Linked DNA regions of Homo sapiens: region 2 is linked to region 1. Evidence: chromatin loops called from intact Hi-C (ENCODE). Cell type or tissue: Caco-2. All regions are shown on one strand. Each heading gives the region's core, and the rest is flanking DNA. Links, peaks and the distances in the headings are about the cores only.

Region 1 (5,498 bases), core at 293-5,292:
TTGTGCAGGTGTAAGCTCATCCTACACATGTCATTTGGACCAGACCAAGGCTGCTGTCATGGAGGACCCACACCACAGCTTGGGAACCATTCATCTACCAGAGGGTCACATGACTTCAAATGACTCTTCTAGGGGCCACCTGCCATGATAGGGTACCAGCTCTTCCTCTGAATTCCCAATCCATTTCTTGAGAACTACTGTTTCTAATAAGGTACTGTTTCTAATACCTTTCCAACAATGGTTTATTCATTTATCCATACATTTAAAATACAGATTTTTTTTAGCATCTGCCATGTTTAAGATCCTCCTCTAGCACTAGGAATACATTATTGAATAGAACAAAGTCCCTGATTTCATGGTGTTTACATTTCAAGGGAGAACTATTCCTTCTTAGAACAGAACACCGTACAAAGTTGTAACATAGTAAGTGAAAGTGCTCTGGCCAAGGCTGAGACCACAGTCTACCACGAGCTCCTTGCATTGTGAAGAATGAATATTTCTTAAGCACTTAACTGTGTGCCAGGCATTGTGTAAAGTCCTAATATACATTTGCTTCCTCATCGGGTGGGAAGTTGAGCAGGAGGCTTTCTAAAGTGTCTATTAAAACCCAAGTTATTTGGTTGGCCACTTTAGTCTGTGGTGGATTATCTGCACATTTTTGCCTAGAGATCACTTAATCTGTGGCATAGAAAAACTATATTCAATTGGCCGTGTGTAGTGGCTTAACGCCTGTAATCCCAGCACATTGGGAGGCCGAGGCAGGTGGATCACGAGGTCAGGAGTTTGAGACTAGCCTGGCCAACATGGTGAAACCCCGCCTCTACTAAAAATACAAAAATTAGTGGAGTGCGGTGGTAGGTGCCTATAATCCCAGCTACTTGGGAGGCTGAGGCAGGAGAATCACTGGAACCCGGGAGACGGAGGTTGCAGTGAGTGGAGATCGTGCCACTGCACTCTAGCCTGGGCAACAGAGTAAGACTCCGTCTCAAAAAGAAAAGAAAAGAAAAGAAAAGAAAAGAAAAGAAAAGAAAAGAAAAGAAAAAAAAGAAAAGAAAAGAAAAGAAAAGAAACGAACAACTCTATATTCAATAGATCTCTTGAAATAACTTGAATTTGGTGGGGGATGAGGAGGGGTTTCTAATAAGACATGTAATGTAGTAGAAAGATCTAGGCCTACGTTCAAATCTCATTTTTTCCACTAACTGGAACTTCTTTAGTAAGTTGGGGTTAATTCATTTCTCCCAGTATTATTGTAAGGATTACATTGATTTTTATTTTACAAATTTTTATGAGGTCCCTGTGGTGTACTAGGCACTGACCTTGCTACTGACGATATAACAACAATCATCAAGACATATAAAAGTCACTGCTCCATGAGGTGATCTAACACCTCGCCCTTTTGCTTCCTTTGTCTTCCTTTTTTTAGAGGGGAAGAAGGTCATGTGGGAATCAGTTAAATCACGTGTGGATAGAAGACAAGTTCCAGCTTTGTGGGAAATCCTGTAGCCTTCGCCAGGTACACCCTGACAATCTCAGAACTGATCAGGTAAAGCCAGCTCTGAGTTAGACCCTTCTGTGGCCTGTCAGGGAGAGCAGAGAGGGATATGCAGAATCCAGGCAAACCTGTTGTCTGGACTGGCAGAAATGGGAAGAAGCATTTCCAGAACACAGCTGAACAACCAAACCATCATCTATGTTCAAAGGGCTTCTTCTTAAATGCATTTCAAATCGATTTGCAAATTTTAAACAATGTGTCTTTAGTTTAAAAGCTCTAAATATTAAAAAATCAGTAAATTCTCCTTTAGCACTGCCCCACCCTCTGCCATTCTTCTCTTTCTCAGCACAATGGCATTACTGTTCTAACCACTCAATATTCAATATCTTATGTACTTTTAAGGAAATCTTAGGCACAAGAAAAAAGTTTATTTGTGAGGTGAGTTAACTCTTGTTTAAAAAAAAAATGGGTTGGCTCATATATAAACCTTACAAAAGGTTAATGCATAAAACACAAATATAGTTCAATTTCCTTTTTATGTGATTAGAGAAACTTACCTACAGAGTTGCCTATGACACCTACAAAAGAGGTGATGATAAGAATGATGCAGTTCACACTGTTCAATGGTTCCTTAAATTAATGAACACCAGATATGTTAGTGTGATTTCTTCTTCCTCTTTCAAGTTCTTTATTTACCACTCCATGCCCTCCAGGTTAGCTGAGTTTAGTGCTCTGGGATAATGACTAGTTGAATTCGCTGCAATTTTTTAAATATGCCTAGCATAGGGGCCAAAGGAAAACTTCTCTTCCACTCTCTGAAGGTTCACTGAAAATCAACTGGCAAAAGGCAGATCAGTAGGAGAAATGGCATACAAATTACTAGCATCCACGAGGGAGAATCACAGAGTGATTGCCTCATACCCCGTGGGGTAGAGGTGTTTATATACCCTACATCTTAGGGGAAAAGGAAATGGAGATGTATAGGTGACTTTATAGGGACAGAAAACAATTTTTAGGGGAATTCACTGGGCTTGAAGAACATACAATGGCCAGAGACAAAGTCTGTTGGGCCTGCAGAGTGGACAATGGTTTGTGACAAAAGTCTGTCCAGGTGTGTTGACAGATTTCAGTCTTCCTTCCTGCGATAGGAGATGAGTTAATGGAAACTCAGGGAAAACTTAGGGTAATTGTCTTCTTCTTTGATGGGTCCAGACTTTTCGGCAGATAAGGAAACATCAGAGAACAAATTTATCCTGTGCTTTGGGAGATAGGAAGGGGAGAAGGTCAGGGAGACCTTGAGGCTCCTTCAGTTCAGCATGTCAAAGTGCCATATCTTAGAGTATCAGTTTCTGAGCCCCAACACTAGAAACATGAACAAGTTAACAATTCAGTTAAAAGGGAGAGAGAGATGAACTGAGTGAAGTGCATTGTAATCCTTCCTGAGGTTAAGCTAGTGATAGTCGGCCTCTCAGGCGATTATGTTCACCCTCCTAGTGTCAGGGAGACATCTTTACTGCTTTTCCTAAGAGAACTTAAGAGATACTGGGGCAGGGCAGGGAATTGGAAGCAGATAGCAATGTGGACAATCTGACTTTGTTGGCAAATGACTAACCTGAATACAATGAAGTTAAACATCTGCAGATAGTTTCTGGTTGTTGGCTTTTATCAGTTTTTATATCCATGTGGAGTGGTGGGGCTGTGATTAAGAAAGCTGGTGGACTGTGAATTACATTTTTCACCTTTTAGTTTAAGGATTGAATATGACACATTTGGGTGGAAGAGCACACCAGTTGGATTTTACTTTTTTTTTTAATGTGACTGAGAGAAAGTGAATCAGCTGTATTTTGTATTTATTCAGGTTTCATAGTGCTGATTCAGGGACAAGTGTCTTTGTTTTATATCAAATTCTGGGTCTTTTTCAGCAGAAATGAATCAAAGAGAATCAGAGAAATGTGAGTTGACTTTTTTAAAGGAAACAGGAGGATCTGGTGTCAGAGCTTTTAGTCCAGAGTTTCACATTGATGATAGCTGTAGCTGCTTTCTAGAATTCTCAGGAATTAATTACAACCAGATTTGTTTTTGTGGCATTCACATCCCATCTATTTGTCAATTGCTCATCCACTCATCCAACTTCTCCATCTCCATGGAAATCATTTCTTTTTTCCAAGGAAAATCACACAGGAAAACAATAGACTCAACTTGGAAACATCAAAACAGTCAAAGCAGTCTTTCTGAGAACAAGGCCTATATCCCTCAGCTTGATCTGTTTCCCTGAAAACACCCTGAATGATGTTTTTCTTATGTTGAGCTCTTCAAGATCCATATTCTTAGACACTGGGCCAAAAATAATGGGCTTGCCTTTCCCTGTGAGGGACCTTGCCCTATGACCTAAGCTGCCCACACAACCACTGAGCAATAATCCTGTTGGCCTCTTAGAGGGAAATGATGAAAACAAGAAATTGTCCCTCCAACTTGAGGGTTTTTTTCTCCATAAGTCTTAAAATTAATGAGAGCAGTAAGAAAGCATCGTGGCTTCAGTATAAATATAAAAACTATTAATTGTAACAATAGAGAAGAAGTCATAATTCATAATCATTTCCATCTTTCATGTTGAATATTTCAGGGTTTGGAAAAAAATATTTGCATTGATTTTTTTCCCCGAAGCCTAAATTATTCACAAGTATTATGTATCACTGAATTAACAGTAGTCAGAATTGTGTGTTCAACATAAATACCGAAGTATATAACTTTGAATATTTCCACAAATACAATGGATAAAAAGGTAATTTTGTTCACATGAGTCAATGAATTTCGGAAGTAGAGGTGGCAACTCAAACAAACTCTACGCTCCAAACCCACCCCTTTGTGCTTCTTCAAGAATCAAGAATTAAGGCTACAATTCTTAATACCTACATGTTGTTTGGCCAGTTACTTAACTTTTGTTTCTTAGTTTTCTCATCTGTAAAATGGAGCTACTTGTTTCTACTGCATGGAAATATTATGAGAACTACAAGTATTAGAACAATGCCTGCAGTATAGCAAGAACTCAACGTTAGCTATCATGTTTATTTAAACTTCCTAATTCACTTTGTAACTTCTGTGCCTAAGGTGAAGATCCAGGAATACTTAAAGAAATCTCTGAAACAGTTTCTTCTTCGTTTTTTTTTTTTTTTTTGAGATGGAGTTTCACTCTTGTTGCAGTGGCACCATCTCAGCTCACTGCAACCTCCGCCTCCCAGTTTCAAGCGATTCTCCTGCCTCAGCCTCCCGAGTGGCTGGGATTACAGGCATGCACCACCACGCCCAGAAAATTTTGCATTTTTAGTAGAGACAGGGTTTCAAACCATGTTGGTCAGGCTGGTCTCGAACTTCCAACCTTAGGTGATCTGCCCGCCTCGGCCTCCCAAAGTGCTGGGATTACAGGCGTGAGCCACCGCACCCGGCCAACAGTTTTGTAACCTCAGCACCACTGGCATTTTGGGCTGAATAACTTTTTGTTATGGGGGTGCTTTTCTGTGCATTGCAGATGTTTAGCAGCCTCTACTCAGCAGGTGCCAGGAGCATCTCCCCATTTCAGTCATGACAACCCAGTATGGCCTCAAGACATAGCCAAATGTCCTCTGGGAGAATGAGGGAAGGGACAGAGTCAAAACTGCCCTTGACAAGGACTCTAGAATATTCAAAAATTTAAAGCATATGTCTAAAGCAGATTTTCTCTATCAATGGCACTGTCCAAACATAGACCAGAGATTCAAACAGCAACTATTTCTTTTTTAAAAAATCTAATTTCTGATAGGATAATTTAGTTACAATTTGAGGGGAAAAGGTGAAACAAGAAAACATAAAGGAAAAGAAGGGAGAGAGAAAGGAAGAAAAAACAGGAGGGAAGGAAGAAAAAGAGAAAGAAGAAAGGAAGGAAGAAAAAAGAAAGAAAGACACTTAATTGTACAAGAAGAATTATCTATCACTTAACTAGAGACCAGGTCCTCTCTTCCTCTATGCT
Region 2 (5,215 bases), core at 216-5,215, 87 kb after region 1:
TAAGTCATTACTTAATTGTACTAACTTACTAATTATCTATGTTATACTAAACCCACAGTGTCACAAATATAGGCCACTTCAAGTAAAAATAATACAATTTAGGAACAACTGCATTGGATGTGAGGGAGGAGAAAAGAGAGCTGAAGACACACACACACACACACACACACACACACACACAGAATATGTTGATTCCTAAAATGCCTTAGTCTTAGAAATATTTCAAAGCAATTAAAACACTTATATTAGGAAATATAGCAGGAGACAAAGACAATATGAAAGAAATTAAAAATACAAGGTAATTAAAGAAGGGAGCAATTTGAGAGGAGCGGGGGTTAGGGGGGTGGGGAAATGTTGACAAGAAATTAAGATGTTAAAGGAACAAAGTTCAGAATAGCTAATACTGAAAGGTCAAAAGCATGGAATTGTGTCTGCCACCTCCTCTTATTTTCCTGGTCACTATTGTTTATTAAAAGTAACCTCTCCTTAGCCACAGAGTCCCGTGGGGCATCTTCTACCTCAAGATTCTCTTTAGTAAAAGGCTCTTCTCACTCTCTTTTCCCAATAAAAGCTCAGATTTGTCCCATAAATTTCTGTCCGAGAGAGCTTGCACAGTCTCAGCCTCCTTGTCAAGCTTTGCAGTAGCAGTGGATGATTTTTATGAACTCTCCCTAGTTTGGGGCAAGATGACTTTGAGGGTCTTGACCATTTTTAAGAACTTACAATTCTCCTGGTAGTATTATGCTTATGTTTCTCCAAGGCCCTGACAACACATTCATCTTACTTTAATAATGATCCCATCATTTGTTGCTACCTTTAGGAGATCTTTCAAGAATGCAAGACAGGCAGATTTATTCTATTAGAATATCAGTAAAGTCAATCCTTTTATATAATAAATCCTGACAATCATGTAGAAAATGGCATTGATATATGTTTACATTGTGTTTGCATATGCATTTCTAAGAAAAAAGGCCTCTAAAAAACAAATATGAAAAGTAAGACAGAATTAATTAGTGAGTGCTTCCTGACCCAAAAGTGTGCAATATAAGGTAGATCTTTGGGGTACAACACATATTCCACAATGGATACTGCCTGAGTGGGGAGCCAGTGCCACGACCTCAGGCACTGTTAAAGGGGTCCCTGCCACAGCACCCCAAGGAAGGAAGGAAGTAGCCTTAAGAGTTGCAGACATCCAAATTTCTTTCTTTTCTTTTTTTTTTTTTTTTTGAGACGGAATCTTGCTCTGCTGTGTGACCCAGGCTGGAGTGCAGTGGTGTGCAGTGGTGTGATCTCGGCTCACTGCAAATCCCACCTCCTGGGTTCAAGCAATTCTCCTGCCTCAGCCTCCTGAGTAGCTGGGATTACAGGTGTGCACCACCACACCTGGCTAATTTTTGTATTTTTAGTAGAAACGAGGTTTCACCATGTTGTTCAGGCTGGTCTCGAACTCGTAACCTCGTGGTCTGCCCACCTCGGGCTCCCAAAGTGCTGGGATTACAGGCATGGAGCCACTGCGCCACAGACATCCAAATTTCTATGCCTGTACTATGTGAATCTGTCCACTTGTCCACAACTGACTAGGCCAGAATGGCTCCTCACCAAGACCAGTCAAGCTCTAAAAAGTGAGCTGAAGACAGAAATGAGCATTCACAACAAGTCTGAGTCACGTTAATGATCAGCCCTAGAAGAATCACCCATGAGCCACTGCTGCTGGTGGACCATAGACAACTGTCCTTTGAGGTTCCTGATTACCATGTGACGTGGCTGTTCCATGGCTTCCAGTCCACCCATGAAACCTGCTTGTTTTATTTCTCCTGTGCACAAGAGGCCTCGCCACAGGGCCAAGATTTCTTATCTCCACTTGTATCCTCTAACCACCTAGCCTAATCCTCACAGAAAGAATATAGTTAGCACACGAACTCTCTCTAACCATTTCTGTTCATAGGATATTTTCATCAGAAAAGCTTCCTTGACTATTTCAACACTCAAGTATCTTTTCAGCAGCAGGTACCTCTGCCACTTCCATAAGTGTTTACCTTGGATTGCTGTGTATTGACAGTCAGCTACTTAATCTGTCTATGTCTTGTCTCCCAAATCAATGATGAGTTTTTAGAGGAGAAAGAACTCTGTGTCTGACATAAAGTTGACCAGCCATCTTTAAGAGAGTTTAGGCTGAAAATTGCAGCTCATCGGCCCTTTTTTCCATGGATGAACAATAGCCTCTTCCTCCTGAGATAAAAGTGACCCAAGCCTGGTACTGTTTCTTTTTTATTCACTTATCTTTCTCAGAAAACCTACATTCACAAACCACTTGTACAAAGTGTTCAACATATTTAGAAGTCAGAAAGCTTTCTCGGCCACTTGAGAGTGTATTGAACCAGGCCTGTTACTCATGCTTCTTATCTTACTTATCTTATTATCTGCTCTCTCTACAGATCTACATCATCATGTGGGTCTTAATAAAAATAATCAAGAGTTACTATATTTGAGAATATTGGCCCAACCAATTCTCTGCCCTGGTGCTCTGTACAACCCCAAGGGCTCTGTGAAATCTTTCAAGGTTTCCCAGGAAAGTAGAAGAAATGAAAAGAGCAGAGTGGGTGAGACTCTAAGCCACAACACTCCCCTTTAACATTTTGATCTGTTTTCCATATTGGGCACAATAAGATTTATTCTACAGCCCTAAACAAAAATGAAAACTTGCCTGTACAGTGAGACTTGAGGAATCTAACTTAGCCCCCTGACCAAAAGCAGTCTTTCTACCTTTAGATTTTTCCTCTTTTGAAGTGAGGTTTTGTGCCTAGGGTTTTAAAAAGCCAGTACACTGGTATCAGTCTTGGATGCTCCATTATATAGCATTGCCTGTTAGAACTTGCATATAACACTCTGTTAAACTTGCTGCACAAATGAGACATATCCAAAAGGAAAGTTCCAATGGTTGGCCTGGGAGAAGAACTAGATAAAGACCCTGGAAGTTCTATCTTAAGAAATTCTTACCAGCATTTCCCAGGGGGGCAGGCAGGAAACAGCCTAAGGATTAAACCAACATGGGAGGGAGGTGGGTGCAGGGAGAGGGGGATTTATACAATTGTCCCTTGCATGGGAAACAGAGGCCAATAAAAGCAAACCTCACAATGACTCTGCAGGAATCCAGGACTTCCCAGCACTCAAAATTCACAAGCTTGCTGAGTATATCTTATCTTGACTTTTACAAGGAAAACAGTTAACCATTATAAGTTAACTATTTGTTCAGATCGCTCACTCCTCCATTCCACAACCAGTACATGTCAGGTTCTTTCCAATAATAATATTCTTCCTTGAGGAACATTCAGCAGAAATAGACCAATCAAAACTGGTAACACTAGGTTTATTTAAATATATATATAAGCTGCAGAAAAGTACAGACCAGAAATGGGGCTGTATCTTCTTTTTAGAAACCGCTCTCACATTCAGCAAGATATCTGTTTACAGGCAATACTAAAACCTGATTAAGGCTTAACAAAAACTAAGTCCACATGAAAGGAAATGTGGATATATGTGGATCGATGCTTTGTTAGGTTGATTTTTTTGTAAGATTGTGTATATATATATAAGCTATGAATTGGATTTAGAGGTACGACAATTTGTCACAAACCTATAAAATATTTTTCTACCCAACGTCACCCAATTTCTTACTTCTGGCAGACCAGGCATTTGATTAGAGTCTTCACTCTCCTTGGAGGCGTGCTGTGGAAAGGACACAGCACCTCTAATCATGCTTACCTCCTGCTATAGCCACTAGCATTATCCAAGAACACACTGACCTTTTGCGGTGCTACATTCCTTGGCAATTATCCTCACTCTTCTCTTAGTTTAATATTTTTACTTTCTTTTCTATCCTCAGACCCCCACCTCCATCTCCATCTTCCACTCAGTGAAAATAATTCTACTTGCATCTTTTTCCCATAAGGATCTATGTTTTTCTTATATTTTCATTCTCCTAATGTTTAGCAGGTCAAATGCAGTTGGTTTCATTAACAAATAAAAGCCACATGTCAAAATGGTTTAACAGTGTTAAATCCTGACCTGAGTTTAGCTTTGGCTCTGTGAACTTACCCTCAATGCCAAATGTCACATTTGATGTAGAAGCAACTGCTGTGCTGTTTAGATGTTCCTGACACCATTTGAATCCATTACTTCATTGAGATATTTTGCTCAACATCTTTTCCTTCTATGGATGAATTAATTGTGCCCAACACTGACCATCCTCACTCCAGAGCCCAGGCTAGCTATGACAACCCAGTCAACAACTCAAGGCTAGTCCTCCTCCCTCCCGATTTATACTTGGAGAGTCAGGCAATCTGCACCAGCAGGATAATAAAGATTCATTAAAGGGAAAGGAGACTGGGCAGATTTTTCTCTTCACTTTCCCTAGAGGGAACCATATGAAATTGCTATTTTTATAAACTGAAAGTGGTCAGACATCAGCAATGTTGTGTGCTTCAGCCCAATACATGAAAAAATATATTCACAATTCAACAAAATAAATTACAAACTTCATATTGCCCAATAAATATGAAAATGAAAGGTGTCTTGAAAGATTCATGCACGTCTGAGAGCACAAGAATGGCAATGTTCTTTATAAGGGGCTTTATATGCTTGAGGGCTTACCCTTTCAATGTCTTCCGTATTTAAATACTGAACAAGAGTGATAGATCCTTTGCCCCACAGCTGAGGAAATAAAAGGATCACACGCAGGCAAGCAGGGCTGATGGAAAAATATGTGAGAGAAGGACACTTTTTTTATTTTGCTCCACAATCCAGAAGCCTGATTCAAGAGGGTGCTTCATTGTGGTTAGTAATTCATCCAAACATGAACCTCAGAGAGAGCACCACCCTCCCACGGGGCATGAGATGAGGTGCTGGCCCACAGACACATGACTAATGCAAGGTCATCCCAGGGTCCACAGGCTGAACAAGTTCTGAACCTCAACCCTACCAATGTCAGGCCATTGCTTCACAGGAGCTGCATTTCCTCTTTAAAAGGCAAGACCAAGAATATAAAACCAAAGACCTCCATGGCCCCAACCAACCCATCTTAGGAACACAGAGGCTCCTTTCAACAGATCCAACTTCCTTTAGAAATTCTGGCATTTGGTGGGTAATGTTATGTCTCTTCTTCAAAGGTTATCTTCTGCTTTTTACCCTCTCTGAGTTTTAAATGAAAGAGCCCTCC

Evidence for each region. A loop is a pair of places that touch in the nucleus more often than their neighbours do. Peaks named below come from ENCODE experiments on the same cell type or tissue, not always from the same donor. Only the 100,000 strongest peaks of a DNase experiment are listed, where the experiment ranks them.
Region 2: it touches region 1 in a loop (4-fold over the local background); 1 of 110 quality-filtered maps calls a loop at or near these places.

Annotation. Positions count from the first base shown.
Region 1 is chr2:215,681,916-215,687,413 of GRCh38, forward strand. The region is part of intron 5 of LINC00607 (long intergenic non-protein coding RNA 607); the gene reads right to left. LOC102724861 (a long non-coding RNA gene) reads left to right here. Exons shown (of 8, transcript NR_187737.1): 6 at 9-211; 7 at 1,427-1,546. Among named protein-coding and RNA genes, the nearest start is that of LINC01614, 33 kb to the right of the region's middle. In Caco-2, for the core only: no CTCF peak of the experiment used is centred there; a DNase peak (open chromatin) is centred at 3,016.
Region 2 is chr2:215,769,061-215,774,275 of GRCh38, forward strand. The region is part of intron 1 of LINC00607 (long intergenic non-protein coding RNA 607); the gene reads right to left. Among named protein-coding and RNA genes, the nearest start is that of LINC01614, 54 kb to the left of the region's middle. RefSeq lists an enhancer at 2,986-3,280. In Caco-2, for the core only: no CTCF peak of the experiment used is centred there; a DNase peak (open chromatin) is centred at 3,101.